Linked DNA regions of Homo sapiens: all the other regions are linked to region 1. The links are chromatin loops, found by intact Hi-C in ENCODE. Cell type or tissue: natural killer cell. All regions are shown on one strand. Links, peaks and the distances in the headings refer to the core of each region. The heading gives the core; the rest is flanking DNA.

Region 1 (10,054 bases), core at 724-8,723:
GCAAGACTCTGATTTGGGGCAATTCTCACAGGAAGATCCTGTGCCCCCTGCTGAGGGTAAGAAGTTGCCCACTTCTCCCTATCCATGTGTCTTCTGCTGTGAAGAGGAAACACAGCAGAGGATGTCCACAGTGCTAGCACCATCCCAAACTCTGGATTCGAACCCCAAGGTACCCTGTTGCACACATTCTCTGCCCATAGAAGATCCACAGTGGAGCACAGACCCAGCTCAGATAAGGAGAGAGCTGTGTAGTCTACCAGCCACCAATACGGAAACCCATCCAGCCAAGGATGAGACTTTCTGGAAAAGAAAGAGCAGAGCAAGAAAGAGCCTCTTCCAGAAGAATCTCATGGGCAGGAAGGTTAAGTCCTTGGACCTGTCCATCACCCAGCAGAAATGGAAGCAGAGTGTAGACAGACCAGAACTGCGTCGGTCTTTAAGCCAGCAGCCACAGGACACTTTTGACTTGGAGGAGGTAAGTGGGTTGGAGGTGAGGGAGAGACTGGCAGAGAAAGGCTGTAGATTCTTTCCCAGAAGATGAAGGGTTAGAACCCTTGGGGGAAAAATAATCCAGGCTTCCTGTCCTAGCCAGATATACCACTTTCTGATTTCAATTCAGGGTTAATATACAGGGAGAAAGAGACAGAGGCCTGGTTTCCTAAGAGCAGTCGAGTTTTCAGAGCTCCTTTGGTAATACCTGATCTGATTGCCATTTAATGTTCCCATTAAGTACACCTCTCATCACCATTTGTTGTGGTCCTCATGAGATTACAAATGGAGAGCAGTTTTACACAAAGCTAACCACTCTTAAATAAAATAAATTCTCCCTTACCTTGACAAATATCTAACCATAAAGACCCAGAAGTCCAGATTTCAATCTAGGATTCTCAGACTGTTAGGACTTCTGTGCTAAAATGTGACAGTGTGAGCAGAACCACTCCCCAGCTCCTGACCTGTTCCCTTATCTTCCAGTGCCCAGACCTGTCCTATACCATAAGGGACCTTGCATGTCCATGTTTGGTTACCCGAGCCTGCACATCCAAATGCCACAAGCTCCCACCTACACAAAGAGCCATTGGTCATCATTTGGGCCTAGGCTGCATACACTACTGGAGAGGTCAGCCCTTGAGAGAACAGTCATCAGGCAAAACCAGCGCACATTCCTGCAACCGGCTTGGGGCCATTTGACCAGCAAACTTTGTGATTCTGGGTAACCAAAGAATGTTCTAGAAGGAATAGTGCAGGACTAGGTGGGCACATTCTCTAAGTCCACCAACTCTTCGTGTTCTCTAAGTCCACCAACTCTTCTGACCCTCTAAGACTCAGAACTCCTCTCGCCTGGGTCTATGGAAGATACTTCCATGAAGTGTTGGGATCTCTTTAAAAAGCTTTTAAATCCTTGCCACAAAAAGAAGCCGTGATTATTTGAAATATCATTTGCATGTATGTCACCTCTCCTTGAATGTAGAGCTACACCTCCGCTCCTGCCTTCCTCATTACTGTGTCCCTGACACCACAGAAGAGGCTGTCTCTCAAGTACACTCAGCCTCCTTCCCCTACAGCTACCTGCCACCTGCACCTTTCCTTACCCCCTTTCCCCCTTGGCTCTGGCTGAGTTCTGTGGGATCTTGGTTACAGGTGCAAAGCAACAGTGAGGAGGAGCAGAGTCAGAGTCGCTGGCCCAGCAGACCCAGGCACCCCCACCACCACCAGACTTTTGCTGGCAAAGACTCGTGAAGTAAGTGGGCCTCTCTCAGGCAGTTCTCAAACCTGGCTGCACATTGTAATCAAATGAGGAAGGTTTTTTTTTTTTAAACCCATAATAAAGGGTCCCACATTCTGTAATTCTGATTTAATTGGAAACCAATGACTAATTATTTTAAGCTTCCAGGTAATTCTATTATGGCTGGAAAATACCTCTCTAGATCAATGATGCCCAGGCTTTGGCAGGCATCACAATCACCTGGAGGGCTTGTTAAAATACAAATGACCAGATCCCAGCTCCCAGAGTGTCTGATTGAATTGGCCTGGATAGAACCAAAGAATTTGCATTTCTAAGAAGTTCTCAGGTGATGCTATTGCTGCTGGTCTGGTAATCACAGTCTGAGAACTGCTGTTCCAGGAGACATTGTGTAGAACTTTAATATTCAAACTGTAGTGTACAGATACAAGGAGCATCAGCATCCCCTGGGATTTTGTTAGAAATGTGGACTGTCAGCCCCCACCCCAGACCTAATGAATCACAGTTTTACCAAGATCTTTAGGTTAGATAATTGATTGCATATTGAAGTTTGAAACTCATTGTAGTAGAAGTTTTGTAACAGGTGAGGACCAGCCATGGAAATCAATATCCCAACACCTGCTTTCAGCTATGTTCTAATCAGCCCACATCATTGAACTCAGAGCAGACTCCTCAATGTACCTCACAGCTATGCTCATTTAGGGTCTGAGCTCCCTTCTGCAACTGTGGTCTGATGAAGGTAGCTCTCCCTCCCCTCCTCAAAGCAGGAAATGAATTTCACATTGTTATTTATTGCAGCTAAAATTTCTTTCCTCCAGATATGAGTTTTTCAGTATTAATTTTTTCAGAGATATCTCTTATACCTTTAAATAGTTTGGCCAGTAATTTATTATTTAAACTAATGAAAATTAATCTTTCTGTAGTTTTAACCACCTATCTGCTACAACCACAAAGAAAATGGCATAAGGGATAATGGTATTTTCCCCAGATAGTATAAATTAAAATCTTTATTGAATTAAGTAAATAAATCTTGCTTAGAGATTCCTTTATTTTGGATATCTTGGTACCATTTTCTACATTTTCTAGTCTAATTGTTTTCTTAGTTAATACTCCAAAATTTCAGTGGTACTTGCTCAGACACACAAAGATATTTACAATTCTAACTGTTTTAATTCTAATTCTCTGTGGTTTTAGGAATCTAATCACTCTTGTTTCTCTCTTACCTACTACCTACATCTCAGGGTATATGAATCATATGTATGTATTTAGTCACAAAAGAGGTAAATAGCAGAAGGCATCAATATGTCATATGCACTTCAAGAAGTTTCAGATGGTTTCAGTTGCTGGTCTGGCATGTTAGGAGCTAGAAGCGGCCACTCCACCCAAACAACAAGTAAAAACCTGAACAGACTGAAAAATTAGTAACCGTTCTAGACCCATCAGAGAAGTGGGTCACAGGGCAAACCACTTCTCCTCAAATTAGAGAAATAGGCAAATGCAAAGATTTATGACTTGTTAGAGCAAAAACCCCAAAGCATAAACTCCCCCAGGAATCAGAACCACGGTAGAGAACCCGGACAATAACCGAGGAATTACTGGATGCTCAGCATGGACCAGTCTGAGAAATAAAAACTCTAGGGAGACCCAGTCATTGGGAGGCCCCTTGTTTCTGGGAGTCTTACTTCTAGGAGCTCAACCATGTTCTCACAGGAAATACTGGAGAAAAATCCCCTAGTGTTTCCCGCAGGGGGCGGGAGAAAGGAACCATTTTGAAATGCAGCAGAGCATTCTATTCCTCTTAACAAAGTCTTCCCTCGGGAGAAACTAGATACCAAAAACCTAACCGGATGAGGTTTTATCAGAGACTAACCGACCTGAAGGAAGGGAAACACCCAACTCCTGCCTACTCTAGCCATCCCGTCCCATTAAAGGGGACAGAGAGGATGAGAAGCACAGGTGAGAGTCACAATCCAGAGGCACAGTCTCACTGGAAGACTGAGACCTAACCATAAGACCATGGAACGCTTCCCTTCTCCCTAAACCTTACCACCACATTACTAAAAGCCTATTTACATCAATTTCTTTTACTCAGTACATCGCGTCCAGTTGTAAAAAAAAGACATAGTAAAAGGCAAAAACAGGTTGAAGAAACAGAGAAAACGTTAAAACCAGTCTCAGATATGACAGGGATGTTAGGATTATCAAACTGGAAATTTAAAACAACTAAAATGATAAGGGCTCTAATGGATAAAGTAGTCTGTGCGCAAGAACAAATGAACAGAGAGATGGAAATCCTTAGAGTAAAAAAAATGCTAGAGATAAAAAATGGTGTCACAGAAATGAGGAATGCCTTTGATGGGCTTATTGGTGGACTGGACATGGCTGAGGAAAGAATCTCTGAGCTTGAGACTATAGCTATAAAAACCACCAAAACTGAAAAGCTAAGAGAAGACTGAAAAAAATATAAGAGAATATCCATGAAATGTGGGACAGTTACAAAAGGTGTAACATATGCATAATGGAAATTCCAGAAGGAGAAGAAAGAGAGAAAGAAATAAAAGAAATATCTGAAACAATAATAATTGAGAATTCCCCCAAATGAATGTCAGATACCAAACCACAGATCCAGAGAGCTCAGAGAACACCGAAAAGAATAAACACACGCACAAAAAAACGCAAAAATCTACACCTAAGCTTATAATTTTTAAACTACAGAAAATCACAAGTAAAGGGAAAAATCATAAAAGAAGCCAGAAGGAAAAAACACCTTACCTATAAAAAAACAAAGATAAGAATTACATGCAACTTCTCCTCAGAAAATGTGTAGTATATACTCCACAAGTAGGTTCTTGCCAAGAATTGAATTTACTCTAAAATGCAACACTTTGCTTAAGTGTTGTTTGTCCAGCAGATGTCAGCCTTGCACAAGAAAAAAAATGCCAAGATGTTCCACAAAGCAGGCTGTGTGCAGGATTTATATGGTTATACATTCCTGGGCAATCTATGCAATGCAATGCCCAGAACACAAGTTCCTCTCACAAACCTGTCCCAACTTTGTCTAAAGGTCAGTATTTTAAAATATCAGAATTGAATTGCTAGGGAGAAAGTATTGCTAGGAGTCATACATTTCAAGTACCTAACTAGATTCCATTTTCTGCCAGTGATGGGGCTTCATTACAGCAGGAGAGGCAATGGTTTAAAATGCTGTATTTTATTGATTCTAAGGCACACATTTTTCCACATTTTAACATCTCTGAAATTAGGTTGTGCCTTAAAATTCATAGTGTCAGCCAATTTAGTTGTCTTTTTTTGCCTCCTTAAGTGGAATGTAAAATAATTATGAGTCTTACAAAAAATGGTTTATGATCATCAATGAAATAGCATAACTTTATAAATTAAATGCACTTTTTCTCTCAAGTAAGTTAGGAAAATATTTTGTGATTTTTTTCTATGATTACCTAGAAGAATAAGAGATCTCTTCTTTCCTGACGCAGTCTTTGGCTGAGGAAGGGGTCACAGTAGTTCCCAAATTTTTCCAATGTCCTGTGCATTTGTTTAACCATCTTTTCACAAAGCTATAACCTATTTCTCTCAATCCACTCCTCTATTACCCTTTAAGAAATCTCAAGAAGCGGAGAGAGCTATAGCAACAGCTCAGTACTGCCAATATTAAAGCCTGTGTGATAAATATGGAAGGGGGAAGTTCACTCACCACAATCAAAGGCAGAGCTAAGTGGGATAATTTTTTTCAGTTCTGCTGGGAAATAGTCCCACTTCTGCCTTTTTCAGAGTCTGTAATTATTTCCTGGAGATTAGTGATCTTCCATTATAATGTCGTTTTAAGTTCCAGGTATTAACTACTACTTGTTAGTAGTGGATAGGAAGTGGTAGCAGCACTCAGCCAGCCACCGTGTAGCGTTGTGCAGCCCATGCATTGCCCAGAGACACCCAGCTGAGTAGGCAAATGGGAATTAGAATCCAGCCCTACTGAGCTTGCCATCCAAAAACTCTAGGGCTTTCATCTTCTAAGAGCGAGCTCCATTTTTTTCTAATTCATTCACATAGGGTGAGTGCCTTTCTGTAATTAGCACAAGGGCACTGCTGTGGTTTGAATGAGTCTCGCAAAGTTGGTATATTGGAACCTTAACCCCCCATGCAGTGCTGAGAGGTCAAACCTTTGAGAGGTGACTAGGTCATGAGGGCTCTGTCCTCGTAAATGGATTAATGTCACTATTGTGGGAGAGGATTCGTTATCTCAAGTGAGCTTGTTATAAAACCAAGTTTGGCTGTGTCTTGCTTTCTTGCCCTCTCACGCTGTCTTCCCCCTCCATCTTCCGCCATGGGATGATGCTACAAGGAGGCCCTCACCAGATGCAGGCTTTTGACCTTGGATTTGCCAGCCTCCAGAATTGTAAGAAATAAATTTCTTTTCTTTAAAAATTGCCGTTATCTGTGGTATTGTCATGGCAACACGAAATGAAGTCAAACAGGCACCTTTTCTATTAAAAGAGGACCTTGACCCGCAGCCAACAGCTTTCTTCACTTGCCACCTTCTCATTTAGTCTCTGCTGGGAAAGAGGTTTTAATCTTCCTCCAAGTTCCTGAGAAAGGATGACCCACATCTTTCCTCATAATTTCCACCATGCTCAAAAATGTCAAATTCACAGCCCTTTCTATTGGTTTCCTGTGTTGACATTTAAACCACTTGACCTTTATCACACTTATAAGCGGCAGAGCCAAGGAGAAAGTTTTTATTTTTTTGTCGTTCTTTTTGTTTCTTTTACCAGATCTGAGGTAGCACAGGTCAATATTTATTCTCTTTGTGAAGTGACCATATCTAGAGGTGGAAGTTTTCATTTTTATGGTCACCCCTGCTGGTGGCAGCAGAAGAGACAGGAGGGACTAGGTGGGAATGCTCGTTCAGAGCACAAGACAAAGAAGAAAACTAGCTTGAGATACCCCCAAATGGTGGGTAACTCAAAGCACTATCTGTTTGTACTTGGTGGAACCTGTGTAAGTTGGGTAGCTACAGTCTTCTCTTTGATGTAAGATTGTCCTATGTGATAATATTACCAATAACAATATATATAGGGATTACTACATAGCAGACAGTATCTTTAGCACTTATGGATATTAAATCATTTCATCCTATGACATAAGGTCTTTCATTATTCCCCATTTTATAGATGATGATACTGGACACATTTTTATATCAAAATAAATTCTGAAGAGGGACAGTCAGATGTGAAGTGTAAGAAGAGATTAGACAAGGGGGAGGGATAGTGGGAGGACATCAAGAAATTGTGAATATTTTTCCACCTCATTTACAATTCTTACCAAGGTTGTTTTGCCTCTGTTGGGAAAATATAATTAAAAACAAAATCTCCTCCCACCCCAGGAAATCACTCCACAAAGGTGTAAAAGAAAGAAAGTTTTATTTTTGAATACCATTGAAGCAGACTATGATATGTATTACAGAACATCCACTAAACAGATTGCAAACACAGAACGAAATCTTACCCTTGTACATAGCCAGGCAGATACAACCCATTACATGGCTGTTGTCAAATAAACAATACTTTGTCCTCAAGTAAGAAGACTTAACAGAATCATTTGTCACTCACAGTTCACCCTAGACTTACCTGGTAATTGGAGTGGCCATCTGTGTCAGTCAATTGGCTTTATGCAAAGAAAAAAATAAACCTCATATTTTTAAGACAGGAAGTGGTTTTTGCAAGTTAAAACAAAGTGCTTAAGTTAGATGCCCACCTGCCCATTGAGACTGGAAGAGACAGGTGCTACCCTCCTTGATAATTACATTTCAAAGGGATGGATGTCAACCTTTGTCCATTTTTTTAATTGGATGATCTATTTGTTTGTTTTGTTATTAAGTTGAAGAAGTTTCTCATATATTTTGGAATTATCATTTATTGAAAGAAGACATACAAGTGCACAACAGGTATATCAAAAGATTCTCAGTATCACTAATCATCAAGAAAATGCAAATCAAAATCACAATGAAATATTACCTTAAACCTGTTAGGATGGCTATTAGTGAAAAGAAAGATACGTGTTCGCAAGGATGTAGAGTAACTGAAACTTCTGTACACTGTTGGTAAGAATGTAACATGGTGCAACGGCTATGGAAAAGAGTACTAAGTTTCCTCAAAAAATAAAAAGTGGAACTACCATATGATGTAGCAATCCTATTTCTGGGTAATTATCCAAAAGAATTGAAATCAGGATCTTGAAGAGATATTAGCACTCCTATTTTCACTGCAGCACTATTCCCAATGACTAAGATGTGGAAACAAACTTAATGTCCATCAGTGGATGAATAGATAAAGAAAATGAGACATATATATACAGTGAAATATTATTCAGCCTTTAAAAGAAAGGAAGCCTTGCAATATGTGATGGCATGGATAATCCTGTGGACATCATCTCTCTATATAAGACTTATATGAGACAATATTTCTGAAAATGCTATACAGTATAATTACTAGAGGCTCTTTCTACCAGAAGGACTGTGTAAAGTGGTGTGGATGAAGCCAGGACCTCCTCTTCTCTGCACATCCTCAAAAGCAATTCTTACATTGCTTTCTATGTGAATGTTGACACCTGATGTTGTGTGCCTTGGCAGCCTTGGAAGTAATCTTGGTGATCCATTTGAACTACAACTTAGAAAATGGGGATTAAGCAATGCAGATAAAGATTATCTTTCTGCCTTCCACAGCCAAAGAAAGAATGAGACAGTATAGATAAAGGGAAGACTGAGGAAGAGAAAAGAAGATACAGAAGTGTTATTTTGTCTGTGGTTTTGCATTTTGTGATTTCATTTACCTGAAATCCATTTTATACTTGAATGGGCTCAAGAAAAGGACTTAGCAAGATCATGCAACTAGTTAGTGTCAGAGCCAGAACTAAGGCCCAGGTCTCCTGAGATCCAAGCCAAGGCCGTTTCCATCAGAGCATATGGCCCTGATTGAGCAGAAGTTTAGGCTGTTACTGTGGATCAGGGCAAGCCTCGCTACCTGTACTTGGATCTGAGCTTCATTTACTGTGTGCCTTGACCCTTTATGCTAAGTACCAATACTCTCACTACCTTTGTCACCACTGAAATGTACTTGCCTTCTTATAAAGTCACCAGCAAGAGAAGCATTATACAGAATAAGCAGAAATGTTCACAGGATGCTTTGAGCTCATAGTTTAGTGAAAAACATGACAAGAGAATCAGTAATTATTAATAATTTTCATTAAATGCCATAGGGACCAGAAATTAACCTTTCAGAAGATGGCATTACTTTTTTTAACGATGTGTGTTGGCAAAGATGTAGAGAAGGTAGGCCGGGCACGGTGGCTCACGCCTGTAATCCCAGCACTTTGGGAGGCCGAGGCGGGCAGATCACGAGGTCAGGAGATTGAGAGCATCCTGGCTAACACGGTGAAACCCCGTCTCTACTAAAAATACAAAAAAAATTAGCCAGGCGTAGTGGCGGGTCCCTGTAGTCCCAGCTACTCGGGAGGCTTGAGGCAGGAGAATGGCGTGAACCCGGGAGGCGGAGCTTGCAGTGAGCTGTGATCGTGCCACTGCACTCTAGCGTGGGCGACAGAGCGAGACTCCGTCTCAAAAAAAAAAAAAGTAAATAAAAAAAGATGTAGAGAAGGTAAGTCTGGACAGATGTGTCCAACATTGAACAGGGAGAAGGTGGCTGAGGAGAGTAGAAAAAGGAAAAGCAGAATATTGATATTCTAGGCAGAGAGAAAGGTAAGTTCAAAGACAGATGAATGGAATACCACAATATCTTATGGAAACTACACCTTATGCCTAGTGGGAGAAAGGGGATGTGCTGGAGAAAGATCAAAACTGAAAATAAGAAAGATAAATAGAAAGGAAGTTATAAAACAGAGTCTCCTATGTTATTTTAAGTGTTTTGGTTTAGTCTAAGGTAGGAATCCACTGAAAAATTTACAAAGGAAGTGATGTGATTAGATTTGTCTTTTAGAAAGATTATTCTGGTAGAAGTATGGGAGATGGACTGGGTAGGAAGCCGGCAGAGTAAGGAAAATAATTTAAGAATCTACTGCAGAAACCTAGGGAGAAATGTGATGATCAGAAACAAGCTGAAGGCAGTGGGAATAGAGGGGAGGACGAGTGAGATTTTGAGATATTCAGGAGGTAAAATATCTAAGCCAGGACCGATTAGACTTGTGTTTGGGGAAGAAAAATGGAATAAGGAACAGAAAGAAAGATAGGGCATACAGGTTTCCTCTTGGGCAACTAAATGGATGTAAATATCATTTTATTAAGAA
Region 2 (10,054 bases), core at 1,362-9,361, 240 kb after region 1:
CCTGGTGGGAGGTGATCGGATCATGGGGGCTAATTTCCTCCTTGCTCTCATGACAGTCAGTGAATTCTCACAAGATCGAATGGTTTAAAATTGTGTGACACTTCCCTCTTTTCTCTCTCTCCTGCCGCCTCGTGAAGGTGCTCACTTTCCCTTCACCTTCTGCCATGATTGTAAGTTTCCTGATACCTCCAGGTCATGCTTCCTGTACAGCCTGTGGAACTGTGAGTCAATTAAACCTCTTTTCTTCGTAAATTACCTGGTCTCAGGTAGGTCTTTATAGTGGTGTCAGAGCAGAGAAATACAGAAAATTGGTACCTGAAGAGTGGGGCATTGCTATTAAGATACCTGAAAATGTAGAAGTAACTTTGGAACTGGGTAACAGGAGGAGGTTGGAACCACTTGGAGTGCTCAAAAGAGACAGTAAGATGAGGGAAGGTTTGGAAGTTCCTAGAGACTTGTCAACTGCTTGTGACCAAGATGCTGATAGTGATATGGACAATGAAGTCCAGGCTGAGGTGATCTCAGATGGAAATAAGGCACTTATTGGGAACTTGAGTAAAGATCACTCTTACTATGTTTTAGCAAAGAGACTGGTGGCATTTTGCACCCCCTAGAGATCTGTGGAACTTTGAATTTGAGAAAGATGATTTAGGGTTTCTGGCAGAAGAAATGTCTAAGCAGCAAAGCATTCAAAATTGACCTGACTGTTTCTAAAAGTATATGCTCAAATACATGAACAAAGAGATAATCTGAAATTGGGATTTATATTTTAAGAAGAAGCAGAGCATAAAAGTTTGAAAAATTTGTAGCCCAGCCACATAGTAGAAAATAACACCCATTTTCTGGGGAGAAATTCAAGCCTGCTGCAGAAATTTGCAATAGTAAAGAGGATCCTAATGTTAATAGCTAAGGCAACAGGGAAAATGTCCTCAGGGCATGTCAGAGACCTTCACAGCAGCCCCTCCCATCACAGGCCAGAAGGCCTAGAAGAAAAAAATGGTTTTGTTGGCCAGGCCCAGGGCCTTGCTGCTCTCTGCAGCCTCAAGACATGGCACCCTGTGTCCCAGCTGCTCTAGCTCCAGCTATGGCTAAAACAGGCCAAGGTACAGCTTGGGTCATTGCTTCAGAGGGTGCAAGTCACAAACCTTGGCAGTTTCCATATGGTGTTGGGCCTATGGATACACAGAAGGCAGGAGTTGAGGTTTGGGAATCCCCACCTAGATTTCAGAGGATGTATGGAAATGCCTGGATGTCCAAGTAGAAGTCTACTGCAGGGGCAGACCTCTCATGGAGAATCTCTACTAGTGGAGGGGAAATGTGGAGTTGGAGCCCCACACAAATTCCCCACTGGGGCACTGCCTAGTGGAGCTGTGAAAAAAGGGCTACCGTCTTCCAGACCCCAGAATGGTAGATCTACCAACAACTTGCACCACGTACCTGGAAAAGCTGCAGGCACTCAATGCTAGCCCATGAAAGCAGCCAAGGGGGCTGTACCCTGCAAAACTACAGGGGTGTAGCTGCCCAAGGCCTTGGGAGCCCATGCTTTGCATCAGTGGGCCGTGAATGTGAGACATGGAGTCAAAGGAGATTATTTTGGAGCCTTAAGATTTAATACTGCCCTGCTGAGTTTTAGACTTGCGTGGGGCCCGTAGCCCCTTTCATTTGGCCGATTTCTCCCTTTTGGAATGGGAGCATTTACCCAATGCCTGTCCCTGCATTGTATCTTGGAAGTAACTAACTTGTTTTAGATTTTACAAGCCCATAGGTGGAAAGGACTTGCCTTGTCTCAGATGAGACTTTGGACTTGGACTTTTGAGTTAATGCTAGAATGAGTTAAGACTTTGGGGGAATGTTGGGAAAGCATGATTATGTTTTGAAATGTGAGAAGGACATGAGATTTGAGAGGGCTCTGGATTGCAATTATATGATTTGGCTCTATGTCGCCACCCAAATTTCATGTTGATTTGTAATTCCCAATGTTGGGGAAGGGACTTGGTGGGAGGTGATTGGATCATGGGGTGGATTTCCTCCTGGTTGTTCTCATAATAGTGAGTGAATTATCATGAGATCTGATGGTTTAAAAGTGTATGGCACCCCCTCCTTTTCTGTCTCTCTCTCCTGCCGCAATGTGAAGAAAGTGCTTGCCTCCCCTTCACCTTCTGCCATGATTGTAGGTTTCTTAAAGCCTCCCAGTCATGCTTCCTATTACGCCTATGCAACTGTGCATGAATTAAACCTCTTTTCTTCATAAATTACCCAGTCTCAGGTAGTTCTTTATAGCAGTGTGAGAACAGACTAATAGAGAGGCTGACTAGCCCAACCAACTATACTGTTCTAGATGTGTGTGTGTGTGTGTGTGTGTGTGTGTGTGTGTGTGTGATTATGGAAGTAGATTTTCAACAAGGGCAGAAATTTAAAGATTTCTGTGTTCTGGTGCATCGGGTTTTAATCCAGTATTCCCCTGAAAAGTTTGCATAAACCCCTCAATAAAAGCCTTAGGGTGTTCTCCCTCTTTCTGGTTACATAATTGGAACTTAGACCAATTAACCTTAGGAGGGAAAGCCTCTAATATCACCACCTCAGACCCTGAATATTAGCCTCTAGCTGAGCCATTTCCTGGTCATCCACAGGGAGGCCAGGGAGAGGATCTGGCCACCTGTTCCCCCTGTGTTTAGGGTTTTCCCCTGCAGGCCTTCTGGCCTGTCTATGGACTACAGGATAATCATGGGTGGGATGGGTGGGAAGTACACCCCTTAGTAGCCGGTCAAGGTCCCTGTGAGTGAGACTGTAAATGGCTACTAGCCTCTCTGATTCCGTAGGATCTTCTGAAAGTAGGAGCAAATGGGTTTCGTAATTCAGAAGATTTGCTGCCATCTAGGGGACATAAATTCTTTGTCATGGAGGCCGTGGATATATTCTCAGGGGGCACTGCCTAGGAAAGCCTGGAGCTGTTGGAGTTACTTATATAGCCTGGAAAGGAAGAAGCATCATATGGCACAGGAAGTCAAGCACTGCCTGGTTTATCTAACGGGTTTCTCTTGCTTGTCAGCTCTTATACAATTGACCTGTATGCATCCGGACTTTAAATTAGGTCCAAGTGTTTTCTGCAAATCCTGCAGAGACACAGAAGTCAGATTAGGCAGTTGGTTAGCTAAAGGATTTTCTGGAGACATTAGGGGTGTAATTGTTTTAGGGGTTATTACAGAAGTTTGCTGTGGGGTTAAGACTGGATTTTGAGGAGGGGGATTTTGACCAGGGGCCCAGATGATCAAAGAATCTTCTCGGGGGGTCTGGGACATGTAGTTGAGGATAAAGAAGAGTATAAGTTGTAGGGAAATTTAAATTGGGGGCAGATTTTAACTTTTGTTCTAGATTAGATTTCTGTTTTTTAATCTTGTCAGGAGAGTTCTTAAAGCAAGCCACAACACTAGTGCATGTCTTTCTTTCAATTTGATCTTCTCATAAATACAAATAAGGCAAATGCTTAGAATGAGAGCTCTTTAAAATTTTCCTTAAATTTAAGCCTTTCTCATTCAAAAGATCCTCTGCTGGCCACTTATAATTAGAATTTTCAATGGTTTATTTATTCCAATAATGACTTAATCCAATAAGCCTCTTCATAGTAAGCCAAGGTGGTAATTTCCCAGGTTGAGAATAGGTTGTCACTGTATAAGCAAGATGTGTTTCTGGAGAGGGCACAGAAGAGGCAGTCCCCATAATGCCCAAAAATTCACTCTCAGAAATAGGCTGAAAGTAACAAAAGACAACAAAAGTCCCATAAAAATGGGACCTTTTATGGCAAATCTCCCCTAAAAGCTTGGCACATTTGGTATAAATAATGTGCTGCTTAAAATCGTACATGTCTCAGACTCCCAGTCTTTTCAGATTGGTCACCTAACATGAACCCAAAAATTCATACCCTCCTGATGGCAGAGACTAAGAGAGTACCCACACTTAGTCACAAAGACAAGCTCCCAAGGTTATAAACCAAAAAAAAAAAAATCCAGTTTTTGTTTCAGGGACTAAAAGCAGTTTATCTTTACAGATGCTCATCTAGTCAGCTCAGCAAAAAACTAACCAGTCTGCAGGGCCAGCCTGAACAGTGGGCTTATAGGGGATCTAGGCTCATGTTCTACCCTGTGGTACCCCTCTTTATAAAAGAATAACACAGAAAGACAAAGGAAAATGGAACAACAACAACAAAAGGCTATTTCTGAGAGAAAAAGAGTGCAAACTGTCAAAGGCATTTGAACCACAGTGCCTCCATCTTGAATAGGGACGGGGTAAAATAAGGCTGAGACATACTGGGCTGCATTGCCAGGAGGTTAAGGCATTCTTAGTCACAGGATGAGATGGGAGGTCGGCACATGATACAGGTCATAAAGACCTTGCTGATACAACAGGTTGCAGTAAAGAAGCCAGCCAAAACCTCCCAAAACCAAGATGGCAATGACAGTGACCTCTGCTGGTCCTCATTGCTCATTACACACTAATTATAATGCATTAGCATGCTAAGGCACACTCCCAACAGCACTGTGACAGTTTACAAATGTCATGGCAATGTCAGGAAGTTACCCTAAATGTTCTAAAAAAAAAAAAAAAAAAAAAAGGGAGGAACCCTCAGTTCTAGGAATTGCCCACCCCTCTCCCGGAAAACTCATGAATAATCCATACCTTCTTTAGCATATAATCAAGAAATAACCATAAAAATGGGCTGCTCTGCATATAGAGTAGCCATTCTCTTATTCCTTTACTTTCTTAGTAAACTTGCTTTCGTTTACGCTATGGACTTGCCCCAGATTCTTTCTTGCACAAGATCCAAGAACCCTCTTTTGGGGTCTGGATTGGGACCCCTTTCCAGTAATAAAACAATATAAATATTCACACCCCAAATTAAATACACCAGAGTTGCTAAAACCCAACTAGTCCCATATAAAACGTTTTCTCTCACTAATCTTAAATTTGGAAAGGAAAAGAGAGAGAGTGATTTTTTTTTTTTTTTTTTTACCATTCACTCGACCAGAGAGTTCATGGAAAGAAAGAAACTGGGAGGCTGACCAGTAAGGAATTCTTACCATTTCTTTGCCAACTTTGTTGGGTCCTGGATTCCCTTCACTATGGTCTCCAGAAGTGCACAATGGCTTTGATGATTCTGCCAACTATGCCAAAACCGTAGGGGCCATGGGGAAGCTTCCCCCTTGCCCTAGAAATGTTCACAGAAAAAAAAATCAGCAAACCCTTTTCAGTGAAAAAATCAGTGAACCATTATTGACTATGCCAAAACTGTAGAGGCCATGGAGAAGCTTCCCCCTTGCCCTAGAAAGGTTCACTGAAAAAAAAAAAATCAGCAAATTCTTTTCAATGAAAAAATTAGCGAACCATTATTGCCTCACAATAAGGCTGACTAATAAGAGAAAAGGCGTACAAATTTATTTAACCGTGTGCATGGGGAGAATCACAGAGATTACCCAATTTCCCAGTGGGGCCCAAACACTTATATAATCTTCTTTCAGAGGGGAGGGGGAAGATAGGGAATATAGTAACTGTGGAGAGACAGTAAATGATTACCAAAGGAAAAAGAATGGGTACTTGGGAGAATGAATGAAAGGGGGAACAGAGATGGACTTTCAAATGGTTCTCTTTGGAAGTTGAACGAACTGAGAGACAGGAATTATTTTGCAAAATGGTTGGGCCAGGTCTGGTTACATTCTTTCCTTTCCTGAAATATTAATAGATAATGAGATAACAATGAAGGAAAGGAAAAGCAATTGTTCTTGATGGATCCATCTGATCTTTATGGAGATAGGAGAAAAGTCTCTTCTAGGGCCCATTGATTCCTAAAGGTTTTTAATTCAAAATATGCATTATACTGGGGTGCTCCTTCATTTGATTTCAGAGCGATTTCAGGGTTTCACACAGCTATAGCAAAGTTGGCTATAGAAATATTTATAAACTGTAAAGGTATTAAGCAAACTCACACAATTGTAACATCATGTTTGGTTCATGCTCTTCAGTTGTTTATTCAGAAAGTAGTAAAGCATAGTGTAATTAACAAAATTACTGTCTGGAAACAGAAAAATAATGAGCCACTGTCACCACATTTTCTGTCTGTCACAAGAATTATTTTGGAAGCTCTCTGTCATGTAATAATGTTCAAACAAAATGGAATCACAGCTATTATTTTTTAAAAGAGCAAGGACTGACTCTGAGGAGGGAGATGGAAATGGTAAAAGGCAGAGGAAGAGTGAATGACGAGCAGAATATTGGATATGTGTATTATGAAATGCCTTACAAATGTAGGGCCAAAAACATGGTAAAGACCTAGATAAATTTATGTGAACCTCAAGAACTCCACTTACTGGTTGTGGCTGTTTTATGAGCAACAAATGGCATGCCTGCTCACCCTTCCACAGGGCAGTCTGTCAACTAACAGCAGAAACTAGCCTTACCAAGCTGTCAGAGCACCCCTATCAGATGAATGGACTACACTAAATCCTGAGGCAGGACTCCAGAATCAGGCAGGTCTGACTGTCCTCACCTCTCACACCAGATTGGGTTGGATGGTAGAGCTGTCATCCCAATGAAGACAGCTGGATAGAGCAAGAGGTGTTAGAGCTCTGGAGATGCCTTCTCACCATTGTATCTCAGAGCACAGAACAGGGCTCTGTCAGTTTCAGAAAGGATTATAAGATGAAGGAGAAGGAGGAGGAGGAGGAGGAGAAGAAGAAGAGGAAGAAGAGGAGGAGGAAAGGAGGAGTGGGAGAAGGAGAGGGAGGGGAAGGAGAGAAGAAGAAGGAGGAGGCGGCGGAGGAGGAGGAAGAGAAGAAGAAGGCAGCGACTGAGGAGGAGGAGGGGAGGAGGAGTGTGAGAAGGAGGGGGAGGGGAAGAGGGGGAGGAGAGAAGAAGAAGAAGGAGGCAGCAGCTGAGGAGGAGGAGGGGAGGAGGAGTGGCAGAAGGAGGGGGAGGGGAGGAAGGGGAGGAGAGAAGAAGAAGAAGAGGGAGGAGAAGAAAAAGAAGAGAGGAGAAGGAGGGGGAGAGGAGGAGAAGAAGAAGAAATTTTAAAATAAAAAGAAAGAATTAAGAAAAATTATTTAAAACTTGGAAATAAGACAGGAAGACTACTGTGCACCCTTTCAAAGTCGTACTAGTGTTAGAGTAGGTAGCTAGACAGTAATTAGCAGAGTGGAGAGCCCCCCTACCAAGAAATGTCAGGCGACCATCAGGTGATGGTCAGGTAGTTGTTAAACTGTCTCTCTAAAATAATTGTTGGTCACAGCTGGCACCAGGAAAAGACAGCCTCCCAATAGATAGAAAACACCTGAAGCTAGTGATCAGCAGCTGTGGGCTCAAGTATGCTCACTGAGAAGCAAAATGGCAGCGTTTAACTGGTATCTGACCTTCCTTGAGGAACGCTTGTTAAGGAAAAAATGCTTCAAGTGAGCATGTGCATAACTTCAGTAGACACACTGGGCATGTGGCCTCTCCCAAGTGCTGGCAGGCCACCATGCATGCGAACAGCCCGCTCCAAGGGAAGAATCAAGGGAGAAGAAACGCAAACCCCAGAACCATGCCAATGTATAAAACCCCAAGTCAAGGGCCAGACTGGGCACTTGGATCTCTCAAGTTGCCTGCGTGGCCCTCTTCCAAGTGTACTTTACTTCCTTTCATTCCTGCTCTAAAATGTTTGATAAATAAACTCTGACTCCTGCTCTAAAACTTGCCTCCGTTTCTCCTTTTGCCTTAAAACTACTTCTGCTCCTTGGCCAAATTCTTTCCTCCAGGGAGGCAAGAATTGAGTAGGCTGCGGACTAACATAAATTTGCTGCTGGTAACACTAGGACATTGTCTAACAAGCTCAATCAATGGTCATCTGATTCTAGGGAATATGGTATTGTTTGGCTTACTATTTATTATTCTGTAAAGTTAGATGTTAATTTGGGGGAGACTGGTAAGTCACAAATGAGTTTCTGTCCAGCAGAAAAAATTACTCCAAAGTTAATATCCTGTAGGATATTAACCAATTTTGTATCTAATTTTGCAACCTTATTCCAGCATTTTTCTTTAATTTAACAAGTATATCAATCCCTCCTATACTGCTGGTTTCCTCCTTAATGACTTAAGTAAGTCTTTTACATAGTCTCATATTATATCGTGAGTCTTTTTTTAATTTCTTGAAAAGTATAGTTTGATGGAAGTTAGAAAGGAAAGAAGGAAGAAAGAAACTCTTATCAGATTACTCTAAATAAGGAGTAAAACTGACACTTCCCTTCCCCTTCATCACCTCTCGTTTCCCTTCTCTGTCCCTCTCGCACCTGCAGGCTCTCTCTAGCATACCCAGCAAACAAATCAGAGTCATACAGAAGGCACTTCCTGACAGAAGTCCTACCCTGGGCCATAACACTACAGAGCTCCTGAGACAGACCAATCACAGTGAGGATTCTGAGTGCGCATGACATAACCACCCAATGGGTTCTTCCTGCCCACTGCACAAACAAAGCCAATTCACAGTGTTGCAATAAAGAGTTTAGTTGACACAAGGCTGGCCATGTCACACGGGAGATGGAGTTATTCCTCAAATCAGTCTCATCGAAGGCTCAGAGGTTAGGGATTTTTCAAAAGTGTTTTGGGGGAAGGGGTGGGAGTAGCTAGGCAATAGGTGCTTGCTACTGATTGGTTGGGTAGGAGATGAAATTATAAGGAGTTGAAGCTATCTCTTTCACTGAGTTGCTTCTGGGTAGGGTCACAGGAGTAGTTGGAGGGTCCAGATGGAGCCAGGTGTCAGACACGCAAAAAACCTGAAAAGATATCACAAAAGGAGATTCTAGAATAGTGATGTTATTTCCAGGAGTAATCAGGGAAGTTGCATGTATTGTGACCTCCAGAATAATGGCTGGCAATTGTTTATGTCTACACCTCAGGAGAATTCAGGCTTCTCTCCTCCTCCAAACCTGATGGCCTTTTGTTAGCTTTACAAAGATTATTGAGTTTTGGGGAAGGCCTGTTATCAATTAAACTATAAACTAAATGTCTCTCAAAGCTATACCAAGAATAATTAAAGGCAGCTTGGAGGCTAAAGGCAAAAGGGTGCTTGGCTAGATCAGATCTCTCCCACTGCCATAATTTTCTCACTGATATAATTTTGCAAAAGCAGTTTCAATGATATGACCCCAAAAGCGTAACTTTGCCTCCTATGTTAAATGACAGCATAGAACTAGAGAGATTTTTACCTAATTTTACCCCCACAGGCCCTGGGCATTTCCCTGAGACCTCTGAGCAGCCCAAGCCAGGATTAGGGAGAGGGCTATGTGAACAGGGCTCTGTACCATGTATCCATCAGAGATTGTATCAGAGGAACTCAACTCTCAACTTCGTTAAGTACCACACTTCAGAGTAAGATTTTATTAGAAACAAAGGATATTATGGTTTCTTTATTTCATATATTTTGAAATGTTTATGACCTTTAAATGCTTCAAATATACTTTTTAGCATTAAATTTTTCACTGTGGTATAATAATTCCATTTGACTAATGTATTATATAAAGAGTATTTCTAACATACATAGAATATAGACACATTTATTGTTAAAGTAGCCAGTATCACATACTCTATTGTTATATGGTATCATAACTGGGCTGATAACTGCAACTTGTTTAAAATACTTTGCCTTTATGTGGCATTTAGGTAGCATTTACATTATTTGTATGTAGTCCTCTTAACATTGAACCAAGCTATTTTGCCCCTTTATAAATTTAATTTATGCCTGATGTTGAAGAAAAGAAAAATTTGCTTATGAAAAATATCACTAGAGAAACTGTTCAAGGACTGTACCTCACTGGGAAGGATCAAGCCAATCTCAGGGACACGGGCCTGCTTCAAAATTGCCATCAAGTTGCAAAGCAGCTCCACCCCTAAATCCCAAGCAACACATCAGGTGCTTTTACTCAATGAAGTGGTCTCTGAGAGAAAAGAAAATACAACTTGTTTGTTATGTCTTTTTAGAGTCAAATTGAATATAAAACATTATTCAAATCCATATCTTCACCATATTGCCTCC
Region 3 (10,054 bases), core at 1,446-9,445, 260 kb after region 1:
TGTTCTCACTGCCATTCATTTCTTCTCTTTTAATATACAGGTGACATAAATATATTCTCATTATGTGAGATTCAAATAATACACTTGGAAATTTATACTCTGCTAAATAAAAAGTCTGGATGGTAATTACACAGTATATGTAAATATAAGGCAATAAATGAGTAAACAAAGATGGCAAATTAAGCACAAGCATCACTCTCCTTCCCACCCCAGCCTCGGAGAAATAACATAAAGGACAAAAGAAACCAGAATATCTTCATAATAATTTGGGGACCAGAATAAGCACTGCCAGTATTTTTAAGGAATCTTAAAAAATAGAAAGCAGAGAGGATCGGGAAAATCGAGGAACAAAATGAGACAAAACTATGCCTGAAGCAGGGCAAGGAGAAGCAATGAGGAAGGAGCAAAGATAGCGATGAGGAAGGAGCAGTTTGAGGAGACTAAGTCCAAAGTCAATGGATATATGGAATGTGAGCTTCAAGAGCATTCATTAGCATGATCAGTGAGAAACTACATTCAGGTCATTTAAACAGCTGATCTCCCTTCTATTTCTCCAGTGCACTGGGCAGTGATGTGTGTGGACAATGGGCTTAGGGGCATTGCCTTTCACAGGAAGGATGAGGAGCTCCCACAGTGAGAAATTATCCACCATCACTAGAGGTAGACGACAGTAACAGAATAAGCAAGCTCAGATTTTCAAATTCAGATATGCAACAACTGAAAACTAACCAAACATTTGGGAGAAACCAACATTAGGAGAGATACTAAGCATTAAAAAAGAAAACTAACCACTGAGAACACAAAATAAACAGAGCAATATTCAAGCCTCAGCAATATTCAAGAGTTTATTAGGCTCATTGAAAAGACGCCAGTCACAATGGCTATTATATTAAAGTCAAAAAATAACAGATGCTGGCAAGGTTGTGGAGGAAAGGGAACACTTATGCATTCCTGGTGGGAGTGTAAATTAATTCAGCCATTGTGGAAAGCAGTGTGGCAATTCCACAAAAACTTAAAACAGAATTACCACTTGACCCAACAATCCCATTATTGGGTATATACCCAATAATGAATTGTTCTACCATAAAGACACATGCATGCGTACGTTCAAAGTAACACTATTCACAATAAAAAAAGACATGGAATCAACCTAAATGCCCATCAATGGTAGATTGGATAAAGAAAACGTGGTACATACACATCATGGAATATTACACAGTCATAGAAAAGAAGAAGATCTTACCATTTGCAGCAAAATGGATACAGCTGGAGGCCATTATCCTAAGCAAACAAACACAGGAACAGAAAATCAAATACCACATGTTTTCACTCATAAGTGGGAGCTAAACAACCAGAACATCTGGCTCTTAGAAGAGGAACATCAGACACTGCGGCCTACTTGAGAGTGAAGGGTGGGAGGAAGAAGAGGTTCAGAAATACCTACCAGGTACTATGCTTATTACCTGGGTAATAAATGATCTGTACACCAAACCCACATTACACACAGTTTACCTGTATATCAAACCTGCACCTGTACCCTTAAACCTAAAATAAAAGTTAAAAAAAAAAGAAAAGAAAAGAAGATGGTCTGAATGGCAAAATGGATAAAATTAAAATCAAAACTAGTGAACTGAAATAGCAAGGTGAGAAGTTCTTCTGAAATGCAGTATAAAAGATAAAAAGAAATACAAAGAAAAAGTCATGAAGGACAGATCCAGTGGACGAAACATGATTTGGCACAAACAGATTTAGCGTCTTTTGGGTAAGGTATTTTTTCCTCGTAAGGAACACCCCACATTATCTTAATAGTCCCTTGTATCTAATATTCCATTTGCCTGATATTAACATAGCTACAGATTTCCTTGGGATATTAATTCCTTCTCTTTACTTTCAGCATTCTGTGTCACTATGCTTTCAGTTGTGTTTCTTTTTAATGATATGAAAAATTTTGGTTTTATAACCAATATGAGACTCCCTAGCATTTTAACTGTTCAGTTTAATTTTTGCATGTTCGTGACTACCATATTTGGATTTATTTCTTCCATCTAAGTTTGCCTTTTATTTGTAATGTTTTCTCTTTGCTTTCTTGTTGTCCTTTCCTTCCTTCTATGGGACTGAACATATTTCTGAAAAATAAATGGACGGGAAAAGATAGACTCTAGTACTGGTGTAGGGATTGATAATTAGCCTAATGCAATTTTCAGCTAAGGGAAATGTCTGGAGACATTTTTGATAGTCACAACTGAGATACTGCTGGCATCTAGTGAGGAGAAGCCAGGGACGCTGCTAAACATTCTGCAGTACTGAGGACAGTGTCCCATAAGAAAGAATCATCCAGTCCCAGATGTCAATATTACCAAGGTTGAAAAACTCTGGTCTAATAGAATAGAATAGAGATCCCAGAAACATATTTTTGCATATAAGGAAACTTGAGATACGCCGAAGATGACATCGCAGATTACTGAGGAAAGAGGAACTATTTCATAAGTGGCTTCAGAGCAACTGATTGTCCACGTGTAAATAAACCACTCACGTTCTCACTCATAAGCGGGAGGTGAACAATGAGAACACATGGACACAGGGAGGGGAACATCACACACCAGGGCCTGTTGGGGATGGGGGGTCAAGGGGAGGGACAGCATTAGGACAAATACCTAATGCATGCGGGGCTTAAAACCCAGATGAAGGGTTGATAGGTGCAGCAAACCACCATGGCACATGTATACCTATGTTACAAACCTGTACGTTCTGCACATGTACCCCAGAACTTAAAGTAAAATTTTAAAAAATAAAATAAAATAAAACTATATGCCTACTTTAATCCAGGTAGATTAAAGCCTTAAATGTGAAAAATAAAATGTTTAAACCTTTAGAAATATATACAATAATATTTCTATAACATATAGGGGTAGAGAAGCCCTAAACAAGGCTCAAAAAGCCCAAATTATACAGATACATTCTGATGAATATGACTGCGTTAAAACTTAAAACTAACCAAAACTGTCACCATAAATAAATCTAAGAGACAAGAAACAGACATAGAAGATACTTTCAACTCATATACCTAAGGAATAGTAGTCAGAATATTATAGAAAACTTTAATAACCTAATAAATTAAAGCAAAGTCAAGTGAGAATAGAAAAATGAGCAAAAAAGAGTAAAATGAAATTCAAAGAATAAATGCTAATGACAATAGGCCTATGAAAAGAAGCTCAATCTCACTGAAAATTAGAGGAATGCAAGTTAAAACATGGAGAAACCATTTTCATATTTATTGTATTTGCAAAATTTTTGTCTGATTATAGCAAGTGTTGGAGCAAATGGGAAAAATCAAATACATTTTGTACACCACCGCTGCTGAGCATTTGGCCCAATCATTTGGAGAACAACTTGGCAATGTGTACTAAAGTTGAAGATGTTCATATCACACAGTCCCACAACTCTATCTTATGTACACAACAGGTAAGAACAAAAACATTCTTGCTGGTTTTTTTGGTTTTTTTTTTTTTTTGAGACAGGGTCTCTCTCTGTTGCCCAGGCTGGAGTGCAGTGGCACAAACACAGTTCACTGTAACCTTGACTTCCTGGGCTTAAGCGAACCTCCCACCTCAGTCTCCCAAGTAGCTGGGACCACAGGCATGCACCACCACTCCCAGCTATTTTTTTTTATTATTATTTTTAGTAAAGATGGGGGTCTCACTATGTTGTCCAGGCTGGACTAGAACTCCAGGCCTCAAGCGATACCCTCCCAAAGTGCTGGGATTACAAACGTGAGGCACTGTGCCCAGCCTGTATTTTTAATAAGAGAAAGAAATAGAAAACCAAAAATTTGTCAACTGAGGAATAGATAAGTCAGCTATGTTCATACAACAGAATATTGCACAGAAGTTTAAATAAATGAACTAGAGATACACTTAGCACCAAAAATAAAGCTCAGAAGTATACTGTAGAGTAGCGGGGAGGGAAACAAGTTTCAGAAGAAAATGAAAGTGTGAGACCATTTATATAAAATTTTAAATCTGCAAAGCAATCCCGTATAATATATATGGGATTATATATTATATATATATAGTATATATATATAACTATTATATATATAGTTATAATGGATACTATAATGTATCCATTATAACTAATGGATACATGGTTACGTAACAAAAACTAAAAGCATGAAAGGCGAGATTAAACACTAATGAAAGTGGGTAGTTCTGAGTGGAAAGAGAGGATTCTAGGGTAAATTAATACTGTGCTGTTTCTTTTTTAAAAATGTTAAATACACAATTAAAATTTGATCTAGTAGTAGGTTCGTCACATGGGTATTCAATATATTATTATATTCTTGTGTATTTATTTGAATTATTTCACAAACTAGATTAATTGTAATCAGTTTTAAATACCTGTCACAGAATCATCAAAAATGAAATTCACACAGGCATTCAGCTAACATCTCAAAATTTAGTTGTCCAACAGCACCCTCTGCTGTTCTGTATAAGCTAGGACCAATTATTTACAGCAAAAATCAACACTGAAAAAGCTGGAGAGGTCTCTCCATATAGTACTTCCCCTCTTCCACCCCAGCAGCAAGCAGCCTCTGCATCAGAAGTACCATCTTTTGGAATCTGGGGAATATGGTAAAAACACATAGTTTGTGACAATTATTCTGTACAAAGATTTTCTCCCAGGATAATGAGGAGCCAGGGGTTTGAGGAAAGGTGTCTGTGCAGGGCACACACCCCAGAGAGAAGTCTCTGGGCCCCATGGCATCAGTATGTCATAGGCAAGATAATAAAAGGGTGGGTGGGGTAAAGGCGACACTGAGTGAGTGAAGGGCAAAGCTAGGGTCTGAGCTGCCAGTGGCCTGAGAAAAATCTGATTCAGCCCCTTTATTTACAAATGAGGACTTTGAGGTTCAAAAAGATCTCTTCCTGGATCACCCAGTGACTCCAAGTCACACCAAGAAATGCACCCAGGGAAAGGGAATTAGATACATGGTAGCACTCTGTCCTCATGTATGAGTCTTCATCAAGTCCTAAGCACTTACGTAGATGCTGCACTCTATTCCTGTTAATATGCTCTCCTTTCCCACCGTCTTTACCATGAGCCAGCCGGGCACATGAGGGGCTGTCACAGAATTGCCCTCCCATATTAGCTCAAAACTTAGAGCTGCTTAGGGCTTTGCCCTGGGAGGAGAATCTCACTGAGGGAGATGCTGCTGGACAAAATAGCCTGCCAAAAAGATCTGCCTCCCTGTACATTTCCTATTGCTGCTTAGCAAATTACCGCTAACTTAGCAGCTTAATAAAACAACACAGACCTCCCCATTCTAAAGATCAGATGTCTGAAATGGGTCTCACAGAGCTAAAATCAAGGCATCAGCAGAGCTGTATTCCTTCTCCAGGCTCTGGAGGAGAATCCATTTCCTTGCCTTTTCCTTAGCTCATGGCCCCGCTTCCTTCTTCAAAGCTGGCAATCACATCACATCACTCTAGACTATGCTTCCCATCTCCTTCTCTGACTCTGACCCTCTGCCTCCCTCTCTTACTCAGAAGGACCTTTGTGATTACCCACATAATCCTGGATAATCCCCTATCTCAATGTCAGTTAGATTAGCAAACTGAATCCCATGTGCAACTTTAATTCCCCCTTGCTATGTAACATAACATAATCACAGGTTCTCGGGATTAGGATGTGGACATCTTGGAGTGGGGGGAGCATTTTTCTGCCTACCACATTAGTCATAGCCAGTATTGGCTTGAAGAAAGGCTACATACTTCAACTCATGGTCTTCCCCTATCCTTTCCTGATAGTCTTCTCTCTGTGTGTGTGTGTGTTTCTCTCTCTCTCTCTCATTTGCAGACATACATATGCACATACACACACACACACACACACACAGGCCTTATCTCAATTACCAGCCTAAAAGTGCGCAAATAACCTCAAGAACAAGAATTGTATCATTTAACTTTCAATAATTTCACATATACAAGATGTCCCTCCCTCTCTGCATTACCACCAATGAGCTCTTCTATTCCTCCAACATCAACCGGCCCTTCTGAGATTCCTCTACAGCTCCAAGCCCCTCTACTTCCTGCATATTTCTATATCCCCTCAGGACATCGTTGAGCAAAAATTATTTTCATTTCAAGACATATTTGTTCAACACCTACTACATGCCAGAATTGTACACAAATATTCTTGCCCTCAAGGAGCACAGTGTCTACAACACAGGTCAACACACATGCAAACACACACACATACACACACACAAGCCAATTGCAGAGCTCAGTGCTGCACTGAAGAGTGCATGAGTGTCAAAAGGAAATAATTAACTCAAGCCTAGGAGGCGTGGAGAATCCACACAGGAGATGTCTTTTATGCAAGGCCTTAAGAACAGATAGCATTTTGACAAGAGAAAGGAAAGGAAATAATTAACTCAGGCCTGGGAGGCGTGGAGAATCCACACAGGAGATGTCTTCTATGCAAGGCCTTAAGAACAGAGAGCCTTTTGACAAGAGAGAAGGGTGGGAAGAGCATTCCAGACACAGGGAGTAGGATAAATAAAGGCAAGGAGATGGGAACATCTTGGAATGTTCAGGAACAGTTGGATGTGCCTTGAATGAAAGCAGTGGATGGAGGGAATAGGGTTGGGAAATGAGGCTAAAAGAAGTTTTAATCAGGTGAGAAAAGGCCTCAATGTCACTCTGAGTGGGTGTCCTGATTCTAGCGTTTCCGTGTTTCCTCACTGCTCTCTCCCACCATGGAGCCTGGCACAGAGAGTTACCAAGACAGGCAGAGGATTGACTGACCAGTTGACTGACCAGAGTTTCAGGGAGGGCTTCTTCCTCTGTCCTTTGTAGACAGGGCCCCAGCCCCCAGGATTCCCAGAAAACTCAAGGACAGCAGTGACATCCTTGGTCTCTTCCTACCTAAGAAGGAAAAGGGTGGGATAACTTCTCTGAGCCCTTTTCCCTCTAATTGTACCTGTATCTTTTGTGGACCTGGAACAGGAATTAAAAGAAATTAATGAATGTGTAAGCAAAAACTCAGTTGTATGTAAGAAAACCCAATTCCCCCTGAGAAAGAGAAAGAGGTGGAGTCCTTTAAAAATTAACTCCCTGTTTTTCTGCCTGTGGCTATTGAGCCTTATCTCTCCCTTTCCCAGGCATTGTGAAGACCCTGTTTCTCTAGCTGTGCAGCTGCAAGGTCACTAGACAGATAAACCCAAGTCATAAAACATGTTTTTCCTTGAAAAATAAGAAATAATGTAACGCATGTCTCAATTAAATAACTGCCTTTGTTTCTTGATTCTGCAATATGCTTCCCCCTGCACAGATCTCCCCCGACCCCACAAAATGCTTAAAAGGTAACCTGACTCTTTGTTCAGGGCTCAGTCCTTTGTATGGTAATCCGACTGGATGGGTGCACCTAAATAATAATAAATCCTCCTCAACCCCTCAGTCTCTCTGATTCCTAAATTATCCCACTGCAGAGCTTGTCCCTTTCTCTGTGAGTTACTCTTTCAGAATTCGAGGGAGGCGTAACTGACTGGAAAAGGCCAGAAGACAGGAGGGATCCAAGGTATGTGGCAAGGCTGGAGGATTTCTGGATTCATTCACCACCTGGAGTTCCTGGAATCATAAATAAGATCAGAAGAGGTGGACTCGGCCAGGCGCAGTGGCTCACATGGTAATCCCAGCACACTTTAGACGGCCGAGGCAGGCAGATCATGAGGTCAGATCGAGACCATCCTGGCTAACATAATGAAACCCCATCTCTACTAAAAATACAAAAAATCAGCCGTGTGTGGTGGCATGCGCCTGTAATCCCAGCTACTCGGGAGGCTGAGGCAGGAGAATCACTTGAACCCGGCAGGTGGAGATTGCAGTAAGCCGAGATCACACCACTGCACTCCAGCCTGGGCAACAGAGCGAGACTCCGTGGAGGAGGAGGAGCGGGGGTGGGGAAGGGGGAGGGGGAGGGGAAGCCTCACCCATACTGTATTCCCAGCACTAACTTCTTCCATCCATTCTGATGGGACCTCCATGATATTTTGGCCCCTTCACAAATTATATCACCCTTTGAATCCTCAGGGCTCCCAGAGGCGTTCCCACCCCACTCTACGTCCCCTTTCCCTGCTGACAAGCCCCGGATCAGCCACCCCTCAGGCCTCTCCCTCCATGAAGCTTTCCCAGATTATCCTCACACTCCTCAAAGCTGATGACTCCTCAGGGCTCCTGATGATTCATTAGGAATTAATAATTTAATTTGCAATAAATCAGCTAGTGATCTTGATGGCAGGTGAGGAAAACTGATTAGTCACTTTCCACACATAAACCAGAACTTCTACATTTCGTGCATTGAGTGTATTGAATCAGGAAATCTAACCCAGAAAGGGAAGGTGGTCAAGACAGGGATGGAGAAGCCAAGGCACCGAAGGTGAGAGAAAAGGCATCAATGAATTATCTATGGCAGAGAGTCAGGAATAGGTGGCAGGAAGAGTCAGGGGCAGGGTGATATTGAAATGAAGAATTTCATTAATGGAGCAAATTTAGGTAGCGAATTAGGCCTGTGTGTTGCCAATGCAGTTGAGATGAAACTTACTGGAAAAGAGGAGGTAAAAGAACTGGAAAGCTGTAGAAAACAAAATTATCTGGAATGTTGGCAGGATGTGGGATGGGTGATCCAAGAGTCAGTCTAAATGAAGGAAGGGGAGTAACTGGGAGATGAAAGGAAGATGTAATAAGAAGGGGTATCCAGAGGACAGGAGCCTCAGGGGAGCAGAGTAAGCTGTGTGGTCTGGAAACTGCAATACAGACCAAGGTGCTCAATGTGACTGTGAACTCCCCCTCCCAGCCTGAGGAGCACAGGCTGCAGAGCACATGAGGCTGCACTTCAGGAGCCTCTGAGGGAAACAGGTGTTCCTGAGAACCGTGTTTCACTCTGTTTGCAGTGTTCTATTTAAATGATTTCTGCTTTTATGTCTATTCATTCCTTCCTAGTTTCTTTTAGTTTATTTGGCTTTATATTCTAGTTCCTTAAACTAAATATTTGGTTTATTTGCTTTTGATACATCTCATTTTGCAATAAAGAAATCACTAAAAGTGAAGAATTCTCCGAGAACCACATTGATTGCAACCACATGTTAAGATGTGAAGTGTCCATGTTGTCAATTCCCAAATAGCCAGTAACTGAATGTTCACTTTTCCCTTTGACAGGAAGATATTCAGAAAACTGCTCTTTTTTGTTCTTTTATTTATTTATTTATTTTAGTGTTTCCAAGTGGTTTGAAATGTTTTACTTCGAATTTTGTCTTTAATTCTACTTCTGTGGCATTGTATTAGAAAATGTGACCTGTACATTTTCAAACTTAGTTGTTTATCGAGATTTTCTTTAGTGCCTAGTATTGATCCATGTCCCATTTTTAATGCCCCATGGGAATTAAAATTCTTTGTTCATTGTGCACAAAGTCATAATAAAGCTTCTTCATCATAGTACTCAAATCTTCTCTTTTGTGTTTGTTTGTTTTCTTTTGGTTTTTTAAATAGAGATATTTTAAATGTCCCCTGTTATGATTATTGGGTTTTTTTCTTATATTTTTAACAGATTTTGTTTTGTATGTGTCAGTGCAAAGTAGTTTGGGTACAAAAAAGTTCGTGACTGTTCTAGCTTCTTGGCAAATCACACCTTTTTTTCTAAATAAAACAGTATTATTTGTACCACTTAAAGATCTTGGACTTGATTCTGCTTTGATCCTTCCATGGTATCAAACCTTGTTTTCTTTTGGTTAGCATTTACCTCACATATATATTTGTCCATCCATTTATTTTTCAACCTTGCTGTGTTCATTTATTTTTGGTGCATCTCTTGTAAAAAACATACTTCTGGATTTTACTTTTTGACTCTACCGTCTATTATTTTCATAGCTTTTTTCCTTCATTTTTGTATTTTTTATTCTTCCCTTACAGACCTTTGCAAGATCCATTGGGTTTTAGGTTGTTGCTTCTATTTCTCTTCTAGTGGTTTCAAGGATCTATATATCAGTCAGTACTTGATT

The links. A loop is a pair of places that touch in the nucleus more often than their neighbours do. Peaks named below come from ENCODE experiments on the same cell type or tissue, not always from the same donor. Only the 100,000 strongest peaks of a DNase experiment are listed, where the experiment ranks them.
Region 2: it touches region 1 in a loop (24-fold over the local background); 18 of 110 quality-filtered maps call a loop at or near these places.
Region 3: it touches region 1 in a loop (15-fold over the local background); 60 of 110 quality-filtered maps call a loop at or near these places.

The regions. Positions count from the first base shown.
Region 1 is chr12:54,952,852-54,962,905 of GRCh38, reverse strand. TESPA1 (thymocyte expressed, positive selection associated 1) reads left to right here. Exons shown (of 11, transcript NM_001136030.3): 9 at 1-475; 10 at 1,639-1,738. The coding sequence ends at 1,737. Among named protein-coding and RNA genes, the nearest start is that of TESPA1, 27 kb to the left of the region's middle. RefSeq lists an enhancer at 3,536-3,585. In natural killer cell, for the core only: CTCF peaks have their summits at 4,460 and 4,659 (motif pointing right); DNase peaks (open chromatin) are centred at 4,655 and 6,416; H3K27ac peaks cover 1,863 bases.
Region 2 is chr12:54,718,241-54,728,294 of GRCh38, reverse strand. No RefSeq gene overlaps it. Among named protein-coding and RNA genes, the nearest start is that of DCD, 75 kb to the right of the region's middle. In natural killer cell, for the core only: CTCF peaks have their summits at 2,927, 4,220 and 4,433 (motif pointing left); DNase peaks (open chromatin) are centred at 2,874 and 4,464.
Region 3 is chr12:54,696,820-54,706,873 of GRCh38, reverse strand. No RefSeq gene overlaps it. Among named protein-coding and RNA genes, the nearest start is that of DCD, 53 kb to the right of the region's middle. In natural killer cell, for the core only: CTCF peaks have their summits at 4,265 and 4,464 (motif pointing left); a DNase peak (open chromatin) is centred at 4,463.